2 separate regions of the Homo sapiens genome follow, and region 1 is linked to region 2. Evidence: chromatin contacts called from ENCODE Hi-C or POLR2A ChIA-PET data. All regions are on one chromosome and are shown on one strand. Each heading gives the region's core, a stretch centred on a gene start or an enhancer-like site at or near the end of the contact. The rest is flanking DNA. Distances are from core to core; before and after follow the strand shown.

The links. A loop is a pair of places that touch in the nucleus more often than their neighbours do. ChIA-PET counts read pairs that join two places held with the same protein, here RNA polymerase II (POLR2A). Pooled maps may share reads with other maps.
Region 1: a loop to region 2 is called in a map of naive thymus-derived CD4-positive, alpha-beta T cell, with 6 times the contacts of the local background. The contact joins the enhancer-like site here to the promoter of RAB11A in region 2. A Hi-C loop is called at or near these places in 1 of 168 maps with a recorded cell type or tissue (naive thymus-derived CD4-positive, alpha-beta T cell) and 3 of 50 pooled maps. POLR2A ChIA-PET finds 5 or more read pairs at or near these places in 7 of 52 experiments (A549, AG04450, CD4-positive, alpha-beta T cell and 4 more).

The regions. Positions count from the first base shown.
Region 1 is chr15:65,939,425-65,942,904 of GRCh38, forward strand. The region is part of intron 10 of MEGF11 (multiple EGF like domains 11); the gene reads right to left. Among named protein-coding and RNA genes, the nearest start is that of RAB11A, 72 kb to the left of the region's middle. Within about 2 kb of position 1,292, at least 4 of the 41 ENCODE cell types and tissues checked have a DNase peak (open chromatin) inside an H3K27ac peak, as active enhancers do.
Region 2 is chr15:65,867,777-65,871,301 of GRCh38, forward strand. RAB11A (RAB11A, member RAS oncogene family) reads left to right here and starts at 1,715. Exons shown (of 5, transcript NM_004663.5): 1 at 1,715-1,849. The coding sequence starts at 1,810. It overlaps TRQ-CTG1-4 (tRNA-Gln (anticodon CTG) 1-4), which reads right to left and starts at 1,357; the gene lies at 1,286-1,357. RefSeq lists an enhancer at 1,529-1,588.

The DNA of each region.
Region 1 (3,480 bases), core at 42-2,541, 71 kb after region 2:
TAGGCCCTGGGTCTTGCTAACCATTACACTAGACTAGATGAGACCTAAGGTCCCTTTCAGCTCCCAACTTTTTTTTTTTTTTTTTTTGGAGACAGAGTCTCGCTCTGTCGCCCAGGCTGGAGTGCAATGTTGCAATCTCAGCTCACGGTAACCTCCACCTCCCGGGTTCAAGCGATTCTCCTGCCTCAGCCTCCTGAGTAGCTGGCATTACAGGCGCATGCCACCACACCTGGCTAATTTTTGTATTTTTAGTAGAGACGGGGTTTCACCATGTTAGTCAGGCTGGTCTCGAACTCTTGACCTCGTGATCCACCTGCCTCAGCCTCTCAAAGTGCTGGGATTACAGGCGTGAGCCACCGTGCCCAGCCCTCTTTAACTCTCCCCCAGCCCTCCCACTTCCAGGGCAAGTTTCCCTGTTACTGCTCCTTTGTGTCACTTACCACAGTTGTAATGAAATAATCATTTAAAAAATTCAGCTCTCATTTACTTGATTGCAAGTTCCATGAGGATAAGGATTGAGTCATTTGTGTTCAGTACACATGGGTTGAATTATTCAGACATTCAGGAAATGTTTCTTAAGTGCCAGTATGTGTCAGACACTGTGCGAGGTCAGGGGATACACAGGGAGTGGAATAGAGCTTGTCAGTAATGTCTAGTGGCTAGACGGGGTGGGGCATAAAATGAGGCTGTGGCATGAAAGGGGCACAGGCTAGTCCCTCCCTACTTCCATGGGTTCTGCAGGCGGCCTGTAGTGGCTCTGGTTGCTTCTGTTCATCACCCCAGCCATTCCTGGAGTTCCGGAGCTACTAATGGGGACTGCTTTTGGTGTCCAATGCCGCATCCATGCCAGCAGCACACAAGAGTTGCATGCTTTACTGTTTACAAAGCCCCTTGCCAAGCAAGTGCCTGCTCCTTGTCAAGCAGAATGCCAGCCCTGGGCTGCTGCACTCTCCTGCCCACCCTTGTCAGTCACACCCCACTCCCAACTCTAAGCGCTAGGACAGTGGGACTCCCAAGTGGGGAGCCTTATTTGTAATTTCCTAGGGAGAAAGAGTGACACGTGGCCCACAAGGCAAACAGAATAGCTTGTCCAAATGCCAGCCACAGCAGCCTCTCCAACGCAGAGCAAACCTCGCTGGACCTAATTGGTGCGTCACTGATAAAGCAGCAACTGACAGCAGGTGCATGTTGGGGAAAAGAAAGTCTGCATAAGGTATGAGGAACAGAGAGCCACAGGGATGAGAAAGAGAGAGACTTGGAGGCCACTTGTCATATCCATCCCTGACCCTGCCTTCCTATGCTGAGGGAGAAATGTCCACAGCCTGTGGGGCTGAGTCATTCTGTCTGGCTCCCATGCAGGTGGGAGGAGGAGAAAGGTTAGGACTGGAAGCCCCATGTAGTATTCACTCTCACTTATGTCTATCAAAAATGAATAGGCTGCCAGTGATCTGAGGTTACTCTGTGCAGTTGTGTAGGGTGTGCACTGCACAAATCTAGAGGTTTTATTCAAATGACAGTCATTATAGATTTGTGTATATATTACATCAGTTTTCTGGCAGATGTCAGTAGAATGTCTTGAGAAAGGGGTAACTTATTCTAATTTGCACAAATATGTGATATGGCTCTGACATCTCAAGGGGCCTCTTTGGAGGAGCACAGACACCTTCCAACAGTTCCCAAACAGACACCAAAACATTTCAGAGAGATCTGGCTGGGTGCAGTGACTCATGCCTGTAATCCCAGCACTTTGGGAGGCTGAGGCAGGTGAACTGCTTGAGGTCAGGAGTTTGAGACCAGACTGGCTAACGTGGTGAAAACCTGTTTCTACTAAAAATACAAAAATTAGTTGGGCGTCGTGGCAGGCATCTGTAATCCCAGCTACTTGGGAGGCTGAGGCACAAGAATAGCCTAAACTTGGGAGGCTGAGGCACGAGAACAGCTTAAACCCGGGAGGCGGAGATTGCAGTGAACCAAAATTGCTCCACTGCACTCCAGCTTGGGTGACAAAGTGAGACTCCATCTCAAAAAAAAAAAATTCAGACCCAAGAGGCGGTCCATGTGGCCAAGAAAAGGTGTTTTAGATCAAGTTGAGGCCGTGCCACTTACTGGCTGAGTCATCCAGGGTGCTCCTAGGGACTCAGTTGCAGTTCTTGTGGAGCAGTTTCTTTTCTCCTCTGTATTGATGCTCTTGTGCTACCTGTAGCCCCTTCTCCTTTTCTAACCATTCTCTTTCCTGAGATTCTGTACCGAGTTTAGAGAAGGCATTACTGGCTAATATGGACTTATTGAGCAAACTCATGAGAGGTATTTGTACTTTACTAGGAGACCCAAAATCTAAAATCTCTGGAGATGTTTGCACAGTATATGCATGATGGCCAGCCCCAGGAGGGAGTGGGGAGCAGGACCCTGGTCCTAACCAATGACCACACCCCTTCACCCCTCCAGACAGGGCTGGCCCTGTGGCTTAGGGCAGACCCACACATCCCTAGTGCTGATGACAGGAGAAAGGAAACTCCATATTTTTCACGCCCCTGCCCCTTGGTGACAGGCTTGTGCCAGGCACTTTTTTTTTCCCTCTTATCTCCTTTTGTTCTATAACAGCCCTGCAGGGAGAGAATTCCCTTCCTAGAGAGAGAACTATCCTAGAGAGGGTTTGCAAACCAAGGCCGGAGAGGTCGATTTGCCCCAGGTCACAGCATGGGAAAGGGAAGGGGCAACTGATTCCAAAGCCCAAGTTCTCTCCCCTAGACCAGGCTGCCTTGACTGCACACAGGTTGGAAATGATGGGGACTCAAATGTCCTGAGCCCATGCAACGTGCCAGGCTTGCTACCAGGTGCCTGTGATGTGTAATTTCATAATCTCCTGTCCTACCCATTTGTTGTTAAATATGTGTTGACAATGAAGGCAGAAATGGCTTATGGGGGCTTATGGAGGGAACTCTTAGGGGGCATTTGTATCTTATGTTGTTAGGAAGCTCCTGAAGTACAAAAGGTTTCAAGACTTTAGGGTATAAAGCTAAGATGGCGGAATAACAGGCAGTGGGAGTGAGTTAGTATTTAATAATGTATATCCTTTGAATGAGAGAAAGCTGGTTTGATGATGATGATGATGATGACTATGGTGGTGGTGGTGGCGGTGCTGTGTTGCTGCTGCTGACCTCAGATGCTATCAGCATCCCACATCCAGGCAGGTCTCTGCCCTTATTTAGAAGGAAGGAGCTTCCTGCTGCAGCTTTGATTCCCCGTGCCTGGCCTCATCTCTCCCTGCTTCCCTGGCGCTGAGCCCTGTCCAGAGCTCTGTGGTTCCTGAGGGGCTGGGGGTGAGGATGGTTATGGCCACAGGGATTCAGAGCATCTCTTACAGGTCTGCTGGGACCTGCTCCCTCTGAGAACAGAATGAAGCTTCCCTGCAAATCCTGGGCCTCAGTCTTCAGGGGTTTCTGGGCAATCATTGACAGCATATGACCCTAATCAATCTAT
Region 2 (3,525 bases), core at 465-2,964:
CTTCTAGAAGCCTCCAGATTCCTAGGCTCCTGGGCCCTTTCCTCCATCTTCAAAGCCAGCAAGGGCAGATTGAGGTCTTTTCAAGTCACATCACTCTGACCTCTTCTGCCTCCATTTTCCACTTTTTTTTTTTTTTTTTTGAGAACGAGTCTCTCTCTGTTGCCCAGGCTGGAGTGCAGTGGCGTGGTATCAGCTCACTGCAACCTCCGCTTCCCGGGTTCCAGCAATTCTCATGCCTAAGCCTCCAGAGTAGCTGGGACTACAGGCACCCACCACCACGCCAGACTAATTTTTTGTATTTTAGTAGCGACAGGGTTTCACCTTGTTGGCCAGGCTGGTCTTGAACTCTTGACCTCAGGTGATCCACCCACCTTGGCCTCCCAAAGTGCTGGAATTAAGGCCTGAGCCACCGTGCCCAGCCCATTTTCTACTTTTAAGGACCTTATGACAACACTGGGCCCACCCAACTAATCCAGGATAATATCCCTAATTTAATGTCAGCTGATAAGCAACCTTAATTTCATCTGTAACCTCAATTCCCCTTTGCCATGTAACCTAACCTATTCAGTCTCCAGGAATTGGGAAGTGGACATCATTGGCAGGGGGCATTATTCTGCTTGTTATAGGCATACTTGCCCACAAGTCTAAATCGAGAGTTTGCATATAGGAGGTAGGAGGTGTGACAATAATTGGATAAAGGCTTTTCTGGAATGACAAAATTCTCTTCAAATACAGGGAGGCCCTGCGACATGATATCTGGCAAATCACTTGAGTCTTAGTATCCAAACTTCCGCTAAAATGGAAATTACCATCCTTTGCTTGGCATGTTAAATGAAATACTTATGTAAACGGACTTAGATTAGAGGCCTACAAATAGGACTCAAGTTCTTGATGAATCTTGATGAGGAGGGTGGGCGAAGTACTCTAAATGAAAATGAGATAGATTGCGAGATTTCCGGAGAGGAGTGAGTGACAAGCGCCTACCCGTGCATGAAGCTGGAGGTAGAAAATTCCAGCAAAAGGAATTTTCAAGTTTCACTGAAGCTTTTGAATCAAGGCTTGAAAGCCCAGGGTTAAAAAAAAGGCAGTGAAGAAGCTCATTAAGACAACCCCCCGCCAGGTAGCAGATAGCACCTGAAATGCAGTGGGAAATTTGTGAGGTCTTCATAGGCAAGGATTAAATTTTACATCTCCATCTTAAGATGTGTCATAGTTGTTCAATTACTTAGTGACCAAAAAAGTGAATTAAAGATGTTGTCAAGATTAAAAAAACAAAAACCAATGCAGGTTCCACCGAGATTTGAACTCGGATCGCTGGATTCAGAGTCCAGAGTGCTAACCATTACACCATGGAACCGCCACGCATGTGTAGCTGCCTTCGGCTGTCTAATCCTCAGAGAACCCCGCCCCCATCCACAAACCCACCACTCACAGGCGGTCCCGCCTGGTTCCAGCGAGCCGCTTCCGGCACGGTAGCTCGAGAAATGAGCAAGCGGCCACTAAGACTATGGTAGCTAGGAGTTCCAGGACTCAGTTTCCCCTTTGAGCCTCCTTTAGCGACTAAAGCTTGAAGCCCCACGCATCTCGACTCTCGCGCACACCGCCCTTGTTGGGCTCAGGGGCGGGGCGCCGCCCCCGGAAGTACTTCCCCTTAAAGGCTGGGGCCTGCCGGAAATGGCGCAGCGGCAGGGAGGGGCTCTTCACCCAGTCCGGCAGTTGAAGCTCGGCGCTCGGGTTACCCCTGCAGCGACGCCCCCTGGTCCCACAGATACCACTGCTGCTCCCGCCCTTTCGCTCCTCGGCCGCGCAATGGGCACCCGCGACGACGAGTACGACTACCTCTTTAAAGGTGAGGCCATGGGCTCTCGCACTCTACACAGTCCTCGTTCGGGGACCCGGGCCACTCCCGGTGGACCCTCGTGCCGGCCACCCCTGCACTGATATAGGCCTCCCTCAGCCCTTCCTTTTTGTGCGGTTCCGTCTCCTACCCAGCTCAGCCTCTTCTCCCCCGCTCAGACAGGGGTCCCCATCACATGCCGCTCTCTGAGCGACCTCTCCATAGGCCTTCGCTGGCCTCAGAGCCCCTCCCTGCGTGTCCTTCCCCTGGCGGACTGCCTTCTCCCACATCGTCGAATTCCTTTCCCCGGGTTCTACGGCCCCGCCGCTCCTCCCACCATCTCTCTTTTCGGGTGTAGCGCCCCCTCCCCCTCGGCGTACACCCTTCCCAGCTCGCGTCCTCTCCCGAAGCCCCTCTGACGGGTTCTTCGCTTCCCTCTTGGCCTTGCCTTCGGTGCAGACTCCCATTACAGGTCTTTTTCTTATCTGCCCTCTTTCCCCCCTCGAGCGAGCGTCTCTTCTGTATCTCCCCTCCACTTGGACGGCCGCCCCTCTAAGCTTCTCCCATCCCGGGTCCAGGACCCCGTAAAATCTGAGCGGGCCAAGGGCCTCCGCCCCCACCCTCCGCCCCGCGGTTCTCGCGGTCCTTAACCTTCTCTGACCGCTCCCTCTCCCACTCCCCATTTGGCAACTCTCTCTACCTTCCCTCCCCAAATCGTGTTTAGAGCTCCCTTGTCTCCGTTGCGACCTGGGTGGTGGGAGGGAGGGTAAGAGGGATCGCCCATCACCCACTCGCGCACTTGTCGCAGTGACCCGGCAGGCTGACATTACTTCCCACCTAGCCTTTTCTTTTCTTGCCCTCCCTACTCAGTGGCACCCAACCCGGGATAACTCTTTACTCGGTTCGCGAGATGAGGTTGCGGATGGGTGGTGGCTGTTATCCTTGCCAGACCTGAAGGCCTGGTTCCTGAGCAGGAAAGGTTGTGCGCTGCACAAATACTAGCTTGCTTTATCTCTATGAACTGGTTGCTTCCTGCTGCAACGCTGGGAGGATCCAACAGGAAGGGAAGAGCCCTAGTTAGCCACATACCTTTCCCAAAAGGTTGGGGGTGGGAGGAAGTTGTGTGCTCTTTTGGTTACATTAAATATTTATTATAAGATACGGAAACATGTAGTGCCCTTGGACAGAACATATTGGAGGGTCAGGGTTGGTTAGAAAGAATTGCTTATTGGTTGAGTCCGGAAGGAATCCGGTTTTTTTTTTTAATCAACGAAGATAAAGGGTACATTTTTCAATGAGAAGAGAGTACAGTAGATGCTTTTTTTGTTCAGTGAATGCACTCTCACTCTGATGCTCTTTCTCTGCTCCTGAATTGGGAAGGTAGCCATCAGTAGTGTGCCGAACAAAGATCATTACCACTGAGGAAGAAGCCATTGCTATTAAAGCTTTACTGTGGAGGGTGGAGTTTCAAGAGTGTTAAGCATGGTGACTGTTTCTGTCTTTGCCATTGGGTGCTAAGAATGATTGACTAAACCAAGCAGGAAAGATTTCTTTGCTTTCCCAATACTTTGCAAATCTTGTTATACTAACTAGTCTGCTGTTATACTCTTATCATCTCTTACTCCTCTGACTCAGAATATTCTACTGTATAGGGTGAATACTTTTGGTATCCACCCTCCCCCTCCATA